Linked DNA regions of Homo sapiens: region 2 is linked to region 1. A link is an interaction called in ENCODE POLR2A ChIA-PET data of the cell type or tissue named here. Cell type or tissue: HCT116. All regions are shown on one strand. Each heading gives the region's core, and the rest is flanking DNA. Links, peaks and the distances in the headings are about the cores only. Region 1 overlaps RBM42 (RNA binding motif protein 42). Region 2 overlaps GPR42 (G protein-coupled receptor 42).

Region 1 (5,366 bases), core at 94-5,093:
GGGATTACAGGCATAAGCCACCACGCCCAGCCTCGATTATATCTTAATAAGAACGGTCTCTTTCCTGCCTCTTTGTTTTGTACATATTTTTTGAAGTGTCCAGGGCAGTTGTCATGTATGATGTCCCACCTTCTGAGTTTGTCCGGTTGTTTGCTCCTGGCATTGCCTAACTTGTGCTTAGAGTGTCCCATATCACAGACGCCATGGGGCAGCCGTGCAATGGCTGAGGAAGGAGATGGACCCCTCCTGCTTCAGTGTTTGACTTCCACCCCCTCTCCTGGGACCGTCTACCTGGCCCAGAGAAGACCCTAGCTCTGTGACCTTGGGCAAGTCACTTAGCCTGGTTTTGTTTTGTTTCTTCTTTTGTTTTTTTTTTTTTTCTTTTTTTTGAGACAGAGTCTCGCACTGTCACCCAGGTTGGAGTGCAGTGGTGTAATCTTGGCTCACTGCAGCCTCCGCCTCCTGGGTTGAAGCAATTCTCCCACCTCAGCCTTCCGAGTAGCTGGGATTACAGGCACCCACCACCACACCCAGCTAATTTTTGTATTGTTTAGTAGAGATGGAGTTTCACCATGTTGGTCAGGCTGGTCTTGAACTCTTGAGCTCAAGTCATCCACCTGCCTCAGCCTCCCAAAGTGCTGGGATCACAGGCGTGAGCCACTGTGCTTGGCTCACTTAGCCTTTTAAGCCTCATATTCCTCATCCCCTCCCTTGTGGGGACAGGGATTCATTGGGACAGAGCATGTTCAGTGGAAGCACAGGCCCAACTCAGAGGCAGCATGAGAATGTCAGCTGGGTGCAGCCATGGCGGAGGAGCAGGCAGCATGTCCAGGTCTCAAGGGGGAGTTAGGGCAGGCCTTGCCAAGGAAGCAGGGCTGAGGAAAGATGAAGCCCATGTTCCTGAGGTGCCATGACGGGCAGCCAGTGGGTGACAGGGGTCCAGGGGACCAAGGGACACCAAGGCTCAGAGGAAAGGCCAGGGCTAGGGCAGAGTTAAGGGTGTTACTACAGGAATGAGTGAGGTGGCCCTGGGGTGGGGAGGGCAGTGCAGTTCAAGGTTAAAAGTAAGGACTGGAGCCAGATGCCTGAGCTCTTGTCTTAGCTCTGCCGCTTCCTGCTTGTGTCACTGTGGGCAGTGACTTCACCTCTCTGTGCCTCAGTGTAAAAGCATGGTTGGGAGTGCCAGAAATGGAAACACCCCTCCAGGTGCCAGCAGAGCTCCTGGCGCAGGGTCAGTAGGTGTTGACCATTATTACTAAGAGGTCCCTAGGCAGAGACTAGATACCTCCGAAAAGGTGGGATCGTTCAGACAAGGTAGACACTGGGCAAGGCCTCTGCATCCTCTGATGTCATCTCTTCCCCATCCCCAGATGACTTCCGGATCTTCTGTGGGGATCTGGGCAATGAGGTGAACGATGACATCTTGGCACGCGCCTTCAGCCGCTTCCCATCCTTCCTTAAGGCCAAGGTGATCCGTGACAAGCGCACAGGCAAGACCAAGGGCTACGGCTTCGTCAGCTTCAAGGACCCCAGCGACTACGTGCGCGCCATGCGTGAGATGAATGGTGGGTGCGGCCTCCCCTGGGAACTGCAGGCGCGGCAGGCGCTGGCCTAAGCCTGACCCGAGCCTGCCTTGAACCCTCTGTCTCCACAGGGAAGTATGTGGGCTCGCGCCCCATCAAGCTTCGCAAGAGCATGTGGAAGGACCGGAATCTGGACGTGGTCCGCAAGAAGCAGAAGGAAAAGAAGAAGCTGGGCCTGAGATAGGGTCTGTGGCCAGGCACCCGCTCCCACCTGGCCGGGCGCTGGCTCCTCCCTCAGTTCTCTTTGGAAAACCCCCAGCTGTCCACCCATCCCCTGCCCCAAAACCAGTTTCAATAAATTTACGTTCATTTCCACCCCTGGCTGGGCATGGAAGCACGCTGTGGGGAGCAGGGCTTGGCTTCCCCACAGCTGGAAATGGCGGGGAGCCTTGAGAGTTTACCCAGGCAAACACCCAGGCGGGGGCTTCTGAGCCCTTCCTGCGCACCCATTCCCTCTTCAAACCTCTTCCACACATGCTGAGTGCTGCTTATTCCAGAGGAGAAAGGGGGGCCAATGGCAAGGGTGAAGCCAAGCTGAGGCCCATCCCCGTGTCCTGGCTACTTCCTGTGTTCTCAGCACCAAGGTAGGAGATCTAGGCCCTTCCCTTCTGGAGCTCACAGGCTTCTAGGCCCTCTTCCATCCAGCAGACTCTCACCAAGGGTCTGAACAGTGCTTGAGGACACAATGGTGACTAAAAGTCCTGGGCCCTGCACCGTTAGAGCTCAAGGTCCAGTGCAGAAAATAGGCCCGGTGCCCTGACGATAAGAGCCCAGAGTGGTCAGGGCAGGATGGGGGCGCTGACCTGTGGGTGAGGGGGCCCTTCCTGAAGGAACCGTCCACCCCCAAGTCTCCTCTGGGGCTTTCCAGCTTCTCCAGTCTGCCATGCCCAGCCAGCTCACCATGCTCTAAGTCTCGGTGGGCACCTCTATCTCTGTCTCTGTGGGTACCCCTCCATTTCTTGTCTCTAAGCTTCTATATCCCTGTTGGTCTCTGTTCTCTCCCTTGGAGCTGGGAAATGAAAAAGGAGGAGAGACCCACAGATAGAGAGAACAGAGACTTGGGGTCTGTTCCCCTCTCTTCCCAGCTCCAAGCTGGCCTCTGCCTGTCTGAAGAGGTGTCTGTGCAGGGCCTTGAATGCCAGGCTGAGGGCTTAAGCTTTACGCAGAAGGCAGCAGCAAGCCCCAAAAAGCTGAGAAAATTCAAGCAGCAGCAAGGTCCTGGGCAGCACAGATGTGCGCTGTAGAAAGGGCCCTGTGACCGGCTGGGTGCGGTGGCGCACGCCTGTAATCCCAGCACTTTGGGAGGCAGGCAGATCACTTGAGGTCACGAGTTCGAGACCAGCCTGGCCAACATAGTGAAACCCTGTGCCTACTGAAAAATACAAAAATTAGTTGGGCGTGGTGGCGGGCACATGTAGTCCCAGCTACTTGGGAGGGCTGAGGCAGGAGAATCGCTTGAACCTGGTAAAAGGAGGTTGCAGTGAGCTGAGATCGCGCCACTGCACTCCAGCCTTAGTGACAGAGTGAGATTCTGTCTCAAAAAAAAAAAAAAAAAAACGCCCTGCGACCACCACTGTGGCTGGAAGTCTAGAAGGCTGGGGCAGGGACTGGGCCAGAGGAGGGAGATGGCAGGTTTGAGTATGGGGAGGAGTGGAGGGTCTCCCAGGGACACAGCCATCGGAACCCTCCATTAGGAGGGAGCAGGTTGGGCAGGACTTTGTGGGGCATAAGTCGGGGGATGGACAATACCAAGGCCTCTCAGGGACCGAGGTCCCCCAGGAGAGGTGTCGAATTTCTCCTGTTCCTGTCTTCCCCGCCTTACTGCCCCCTCTCTGACGTCACATTTTCCAGTCTGGTCAGAGGGTGAGAGCCTCCCTGGCAGGAAGTGCCCTTTAGCCCCCTGCCACCTGGGCCAGACCACCCAGCCCCAGGATCCTCAAAGCCCCTTCCCCCCATCACTAGTCTTTTCTACCCCTGACCCCCCTTGTACTGACAGCAAGCATAGGGTCACGGGAGGAGATGGGAAGAGAGGATGGCTCCAGAAAGGACGCTTCCAAATGCATGTGATTCTCACTTCCAAGTGGGAGCAGAACAGCAGGTACACGTGGACATGCAGAGTGGGGTAACAGGCACTGCAGACTCCAAAAGGTGGGAGCGTGGGGGAAGCTGAACAGTTACCAGTTGGGTACGTTGCTCACCATTCGGGTGCACTAAAGGCCCAGGCCAGTATACTGGATATACTGACATATATCCAGTAAGGAATCTGCACTTGTACCCCCTAAATGTTTATCTTTTTTTTTAATGCACACAAGTCTTCCTGAGAACAAGAAGAGACACACACACATAGAATGTGGCAAGCAGAGGTAGAGATGGCGCTGTGAGCAGGAGGCTCAGAGGCAGAGATGAGAACCATCAGAGACTGTGCAGTGGGAAGGGGGACGGGGAGAAAACCAAGAGACAGATGGAGACGGACAAGGAGATGAGATAGGAACACTCAAAGACAGATGGGGAGGGACAGAGATGTCAGAAGAGACCAGGTGACAAAGCCTCACTGGAGTCAGGCCCGTGGCAACAGAGACCCAGCTTTAGATATGCCAACCTGAAGAAAGAGGGCAGAGAGACATGGAGAGACAGACAAGAGGCCAGCTTCAAGGATGGGAAGCCAGGACTCCCTTCAGGCCTCCGCGCTGGACGGATAGAGGGACCAGTGATGCTCCAGGGCTCTGTGGCTTACCCCACACTGATTCCAATCCCAGTCCCACTCCCACTCCATGGGACCCCCGGTTTACTTTACTGTAAAATGGAAGGAGGAGCAATGCCACCCGCTCTCCAGAACGGCAAGTAGTTAATGATCAAGAGGCTGGGCTGGGGACTGGAAGATGCCGATATGCAAAAGTTATTTTTAATGGTAAATATTACATACTTATTAAAATACAGCAGGATGGCTGGGCACGGTGGTGGCTCATGCTTCTAATTACAGCACTAAGGCTAAGGCAGGTGGATAGCTTGAGGCCAGGAGTTTGAGACCAGCCTGGCCAACATGGCAAAACCCCATCTCTACTAAAAATGCAAAAATTAGCCTAGGCATGGTGGCTCACGCCTGTAATCCCAGCACTTTGGGAGACCGAGGCAAGTGGATCACTTGAGGTCAGGAGTTCGAGACCAGCCTGGCCAACATGGCAAAACCCCATCTCTACTAAAAATGCAAAAAATTAGCCGGGCATGGTGGTGCTTGCCTGTAATCCCAGCTACTTGGAAGGCTGAGGCACCAGAATTGCTTGAACCCGGGAGGCAGAGGTTGCAGTGAGCTGAGATCGCACCACTGCACTCCAGCCTGGGCGACAGAGTGAGACTCCATCTCGAAAAATATTTTATATATATATAGGACACCCAGTTATTGAATTTTACGTGAACAATTTTATAGTTTAGGTATGTCCTAAATATTTCATGTATGTATGTATATGTTACATGTATAGCTGTGGTTTTTTGTTGTTTTTTGCTGAATTATTTGAGCAAGTTACAGACTTTTTTTTTGTTGTTTCTTTTTTTGAGATGAAGTTTCGCTCTTGTTCCCCAGGCTGGAGTGCAATGGCATGATCTTGGCTCACTGCAACCTCCATCTCCCTGGTTCAAGCAATTCTCCTGCCTCAGCCTCCCGAGTAGCTGGGATTACAAGCACCCGCCACCACGCCTGGCTAATTTTTTGTATTTTTAGTAGAGACAGGGTTTCACCATGTTGGACAGGCTGATCTAGAACTCCTGACCTCAGATGATCCACCCGCC
Region 2 (5,366 bases), core at 1-5,000, 260 kb before region 1:
TTCATGAGCTGCTGAGGAGGTTGTGTGGGCTCTGGGGCCAGTGGCAGCAGGAGAGCAGCATGGAGCTGAAGGAGCAGAAGGGAGGGGAGGAGCAGAGAGCGGACCGACCAGCTGAAAGAAAGACCAGTGAACACTCACAGGGCTGTGGAACTGGTGGCCAGGTGGCCTGTGCTGAAAACTAGGTCCTCCGGGGGAGGAGGGTGTAGCTGGCGTGTCATCCTCAGGGCGCTTCCTCGCTCACGCCAGGAGGGACTTGGAGTGGCGAGCTGGGGCCCGATGGGGCTTGGGGGCAGAGTAGACATCTAGCCTCCCTAAGGGTATGCGCGCTAAAGCCCAGCTCTCGATCTCACCTCCATCCCCATCCACCCACACACTATGGATTGGGCTCTGGGAAGGGGTCAGGGTGAGAGGCTGCTCTGGAGAACAATGAGGTCCTCATAGCAGCAGGCAGCTCCTGTGTTTTCTTGAGGGTGGCAGAGGAGCTAAGAGCAGTGCCCAGGTCTGAGGGGGCTGCCCAGTGAGTGGCAGGGGCAGGAGAGGGGAGAACCCCATCCTCAGAGCTGCTCCCAGCCAGCGAGTCAGGAGCGGGGGAGACAGGGCTCCAGGGATGAGGCCGCATTCTGCTCCCACAGTGCCTTTTCCAGAAAGTTCCCATTGCTCAATAAATGTGGATCATCAGAGACATTTATGAACAATGACAGAAGAAAAATTACCCAAATAAATGTGGAAGCAAGCAAAAGAGAACAGTGTTTCCTTCTTCTCCTGTTTTGTTCTGGTGGTGTGCTTGGGCCGGGTGGGACTGGTGGATGGAAGGAGAAAACACCAGACTCTGGAGGAAAAGGGCCAAACACCAGGATGCCTGGATGCTGGGAGAGGATCTGGCTTGCAGGGATGAAAATAACAGCTGCCCTGTCTAAAGGACTTGGCCTGACACATCATCTCCTTCTATCTCTCAATAGCCCTGTGAGAGGTACCAGCATTATCCCCAGTTTCAGATGAAGGAGTGGCCCAGAGAGGTGACATCTCCTACCCGAGATCCCATAGCTGGTGGGCGATTGAAGTGGGACCAGAAGCTGGTGTCAGTTGACTCTGACACCCATGCCCCTAAGCCACTCTGCTGTTCTCCATCTGTGTGTCACCTGTGGTCACCTGGCCCAGTCAGATGAGGCTGTCTGAGCAGGACAAATGCAAACAGGCTGTGATAAGGAACAGAAGTAAATGCAAAGCACAGTGAGTATCTGTGTGAGTGCATCCTCTCCCCAGTAAAGAAGACTTCTTGAAAAGTATAGATTACGATACTTGGAGTCAATGATTGGGCAGGTGACTCACAGTGGGCACCCGATGCTCCTCGATCTTAGCTAATGCAGGATCTCTTCAACTTTTTACATCCTTGTCCCCTTCAGAAGCCTCTTTGGATATACATCTTTCCTACACAGCACATTCCTCTGCCTGCTTATGCAATTTCAGTGCAACCAACACACTGTCGGTTTATGTGTTGTGGCCCTTTACAAAGACAGAAACTGGCTGGGCGCAGTGGCTCATGCCTATAATCCCAGCACTTTGGGATGCCGAGGCAAGAGAATCACTTGAGGTCAGGAGTTTGAGACCAGCCTGGCCAACATGGTGAAACTTTGTCTCTACTAAAAGTACAAATATTAGCCGCATATGGCAGCATGCACCTGTAAACCCAGCTTCTTGGGAGGCTGAGGCAGGACAATCACTTGAGGCCAGGAGGCAGAGGTTGCAGTGAGCCGAGATTACACCACTGCACTCCAGCCTGGGTGACAGAGTGAGACTCTGTCTCAAAAAACAGAAGGAAGGAAGGAAGGAAGGAAGGAAGGAAGGAAGGAAGGAAGGAAGGAAGGAAGGAAGGAAGGAAAAGAAAGAAGGAAGGAAAGAGAGAAAGAAAGAAAGAGAGAAAGAAGGAAAGAAAGAGAGAGAGAGAAAGAAAGAAAGAAGGAAGGAAAGAAAGAAAGAGAGAAAGAAAGAGAGAAAGAAGGAAAGAGAGAGAGAGAGAAAGAAAGAAGGAAGGAAAGAAAGAAAGAAGGAAAGAGAGAGAAAGAAAGAAAGAGAGAAAGAAGGAAAGAAAGAGAGAGAAAGAAAGAAAGAAAGAAAAGAAGGAAAAGAAAGCCACAAACCATTGTGAGATTTTTTGTTGTTGTTGTTCCCCAAGAACTAGTTTTCACCTATTTGGGATCAACATTGCTGCTGCTGAGAATGTCTGAGCTGCAGAAATGGTCCCATCTAATATACTGATAGAGCCTGTCTCACAGAACTGTAGCCCAACAAAATTAGGCTGAGGACCTTGCTGCAGGAATGGAGATCACACTACGGAAGAAGTGTGAGGTCTCGTACAAGAGAAGAGACCCAGTTATCATCGAATTTGAGCTAAGAGTAGCGTGAATTTAGATGAAGAGGTGTGTGATAGGCTCAACACAAAGCAGGGATGTGTGGAAAGAGGCCAGTGTTAGATGGAGGCCAGGAAGATTACTCAAGGTCCTGTTTCTCTGGAAAATACCAAGCAAAGATAAAGGTAGAACTTCGTATTGGAAAACTCCTTATCTGAAGCTCTGGTGGGTTGAAAATCAAGGTTGCATCTCTGTGTCAGAGACTCTGATCCTCTAAGCAGAAGTATATGTTCCTTTCTTACTCATGATCTCATGCAGCTAAGTTTCTGACTATCTTTGACTTTTGAGAACAAGGTTTCTTAGCAATATCCTTTTGTTAATTAGCAAAACAAGTTTTTAAAGGTTTACAAGAGAAACTTTTTTAGAAGGAGAGATCCTCCTTCACCGAAACCAAGGGCAGGTCAACCCAGAAGGACAAGAGGAAGGGAAGATTCAACCCATCTCGGCTACAGCTTCCTGAGGCCATAGGTCAAGTCTCAGCTTACAGGGGAGTGAGAGGAAACAAGAAATTTTAAATCACCCAGTGTTGGTTGGGTGCGATGACTCACGCCTGTAATCTCAGTGCCTTGAGAGGCTGAAGTGGGAGGACTGCTTGAAGCAAGACTCCGTAATCTAAGAAAAAAAGTTAGTCGGGCATAGTGGCATGTGCCCATAGTCCCAGCTGCTCATGAGGCTGAGGCAGGAAGATCGCTTGAACCCAGGAGGTCGAGGCTACAGTGAGCCGTGATTGTACCACTGCACTCCAGCCTGGGTAACAGAGCAAGACCCTGAAAAAAAAAAAAAAAGGAAAGAAGAAAGGAAGAAAGAAAGAGAGAAAGAAAGAAAAGGAAAGAAGGAAAGAAAGAAAGAAAGAAAGAAAGAAAGAAAGAAAGAAAGAAAGAAAGAAAGAGAAAGAAAGAAAGAGGAAAGAAAGGAAAGGAAAGGAAGAAAAGAAAAGAAAAGAAATGAGTAAATCACCAAGAGTGCGGGAAGATCGCTTGAGCCCAGGAGGAGGTCGAGGCTACAGTGAGCCGTGATTGTACCACTGCACTCCAGCCTGGGTAACAGAGCAAGACCCTGAAAGAAAAAAAAGAAAAAGGAAAGAGAGGAAAGAAAAAAGAAAGAAAGGAAGGAAGGAAGGAAGGGAAAGAGAGAGAAAGAAAGAGAGAAAGAAAGGAAAAGAAAAGAAAGAAATGTATAAATCACCAAGCGTGACCAGAAACCTTTGGAAGCCACCTAAGAAACTGACAAAGATGGTTCAATCCATCCCATGGAAGGCAGTGAGACCATTGCAGGCTTGAGCCCAGTACGCTCAGACTACTCAGTAAACCAGTGGCAGTGGCAGACAGGAGAGAGAGCAGGAATTCCCCACTGGGAGACAGGATGCCAGTGCCTTTTTATGAGTTAAACATGTATCCACTAGAGAGTGCAGTAAGTGGCCTCTCAGGCTGTGCATATGCCTGGTGGGGCATGGGAAGCTGTGCTGCAAGACAGGATCCGTCAGCCGGCTTCAACTGGGTTCAGCTGGGAGGGGGCAGACATAGACCTGGTCAGGGCCGGCGGAGGTGGAAGGGAGGTAGGAGGCTGGACTTGACTTTGGAGGTGGGGCTCAGACACTGGACCAAATTGAGGACTAGCTAAAACAGGGAAACAAGGACGGAGCTTAAGCGACTTCCCATAGGACATGCCCACCAGTGTCCCCTGTCAGTTTACCATGGTCATAGCAACAGCTGGTAATTACCACCCTTTTTCTAAAACTTTGGGCATTAACCGCCCCTTAATCTGCATGTAATGAAAAATAGATATAAATATGAATGCAAAACTGCCCTAAGCGGCTACTCTTAGCACATTGCTATGGGGTAGCCCTGCTCTGCAGGGGCAGTCACAGAGCTGTTGCACTGCCAGAACTATACCACCATCACTTTAATAAAACCACTTTCTTCTACCACTGGCTAGCCTTTAAATTCTTTCCTGGGTGAGCTGGGTGCAGTGGCTCACACCTGTAATCCCAGCACTTTGGGAGGCTGAGGCAGGCAGATCATTTGTGATCAGGAGTTCGAGACCAGCCTGGGCAACTTGGTGAAACCCAGTCCCTACTAAAAAATACAAAATTTAGCCAGGCGTAGTGGCCCGCACGTGTAATCCCAGCTACTCAGGAGGCTGAGGCAGGATAATTGCTTGAACCCAGGAGGCGGAGGTTGTAGTGAGCTAAAATTACACCACTGCGCTCCAGTCTGGGTGACAGAGTGACACACCATCTCAAAAAAAAAATAAAAATTTAAAAATTAAATAAATAAATTCTGGGTTCTGGGCAAAGCCAAGAACCTTCCCAGGCTAAACCCCTATTTAGGGCTCATCTGCCCTACATCAGAAGGGAAACAAAGACCAGACAAGGAGAGCAAGAAGCCTGGGAGTCTACAAAATAAGTTGCGGGACTCTTCCAAAAAAATGAAGCTGAGCATCGATAAAAGCTCAAAGACACCTGGAAGAAAAGTGAGACCACCGTTTCTGGGAATTACAAGTAGGAGACAGAGGTTTTTATTGGGGGAGAATAGTGTGAGAAGGTGCTCAACTTTTGACCTTCCTCTCTGAGGACATGACTCTTCTGGTTTAGAAAACAACAGTAAAAAGTCCCCAAGAGATACTGGTGGTTGTGGTTCCCAAAACTTCATTAACATCTGTGGGAAGCCTTCTGACTTTCCTCTGAGGCCAGTTCTGAAAAGCCATTCATATGGAGGCAAATCAAAATATCAAAGCAGCAGCCTGTGTTCTGGGAAAATGTTGCTGGGATCACATTCCAGAGAAAAGATGGGATAGAAGGAATGAAAGCTGATCAACATGGCTGGGTGCGGTGGCTCACACCTGTAATCCCAGCACTTTGGGAGGCTGAGGCAGGCAGATCACCTGAGGTCAGAAGCTCAAGACCAGCCTGGCCAGCATGGTGAAACCCCGTCTCTACTAAAAATACAAAAATTAGCC

The links. Peaks named below come from ENCODE experiments on the same cell type or tissue, not always from the same donor. Only the 100,000 strongest peaks of a DNase experiment are listed, where the experiment ranks them.
Region 2: POLR2A ChIA-PET joins it to region 1 with 5 read pairs; 2 of 35 experiments call an interaction of 5 or more read pairs at or near these places.

The regions. Positions count from the first base shown.
Region 1 is chr19:35,635,788-35,641,153 of GRCh38, forward strand. It overlaps RBM42 (RNA binding motif protein 42), which reads left to right. Exons shown (of 10, transcript NM_024321.5): 9 at 1,371-1,565; 10 at 1,655-1,898. The coding sequence ends at 1,767. Among named protein-coding and RNA genes, the nearest start is that of ETV2, 3.3 kb to the right of the region's middle. In HCT116, for the core only: no CTCF peak of the experiment used is centred there; no DNase peak of the experiment used is centred there.
Region 2 is chr19:35,372,219-35,377,584 of GRCh38, forward strand. GPR42 (G protein-coupled receptor 42) reads left to right here. Exons shown (of 2, transcript NM_001348195.2): 2 at 1-744. The coding sequence ends at 182. Among named protein-coding and RNA genes, the nearest start is that of GPR42, 3.8 kb to the left of the region's middle. In HCT116, for the core only: no CTCF peak of the experiment used is centred there; a DNase peak (open chromatin) is centred at 2,953; H3K27me3 peaks cover 452 bases.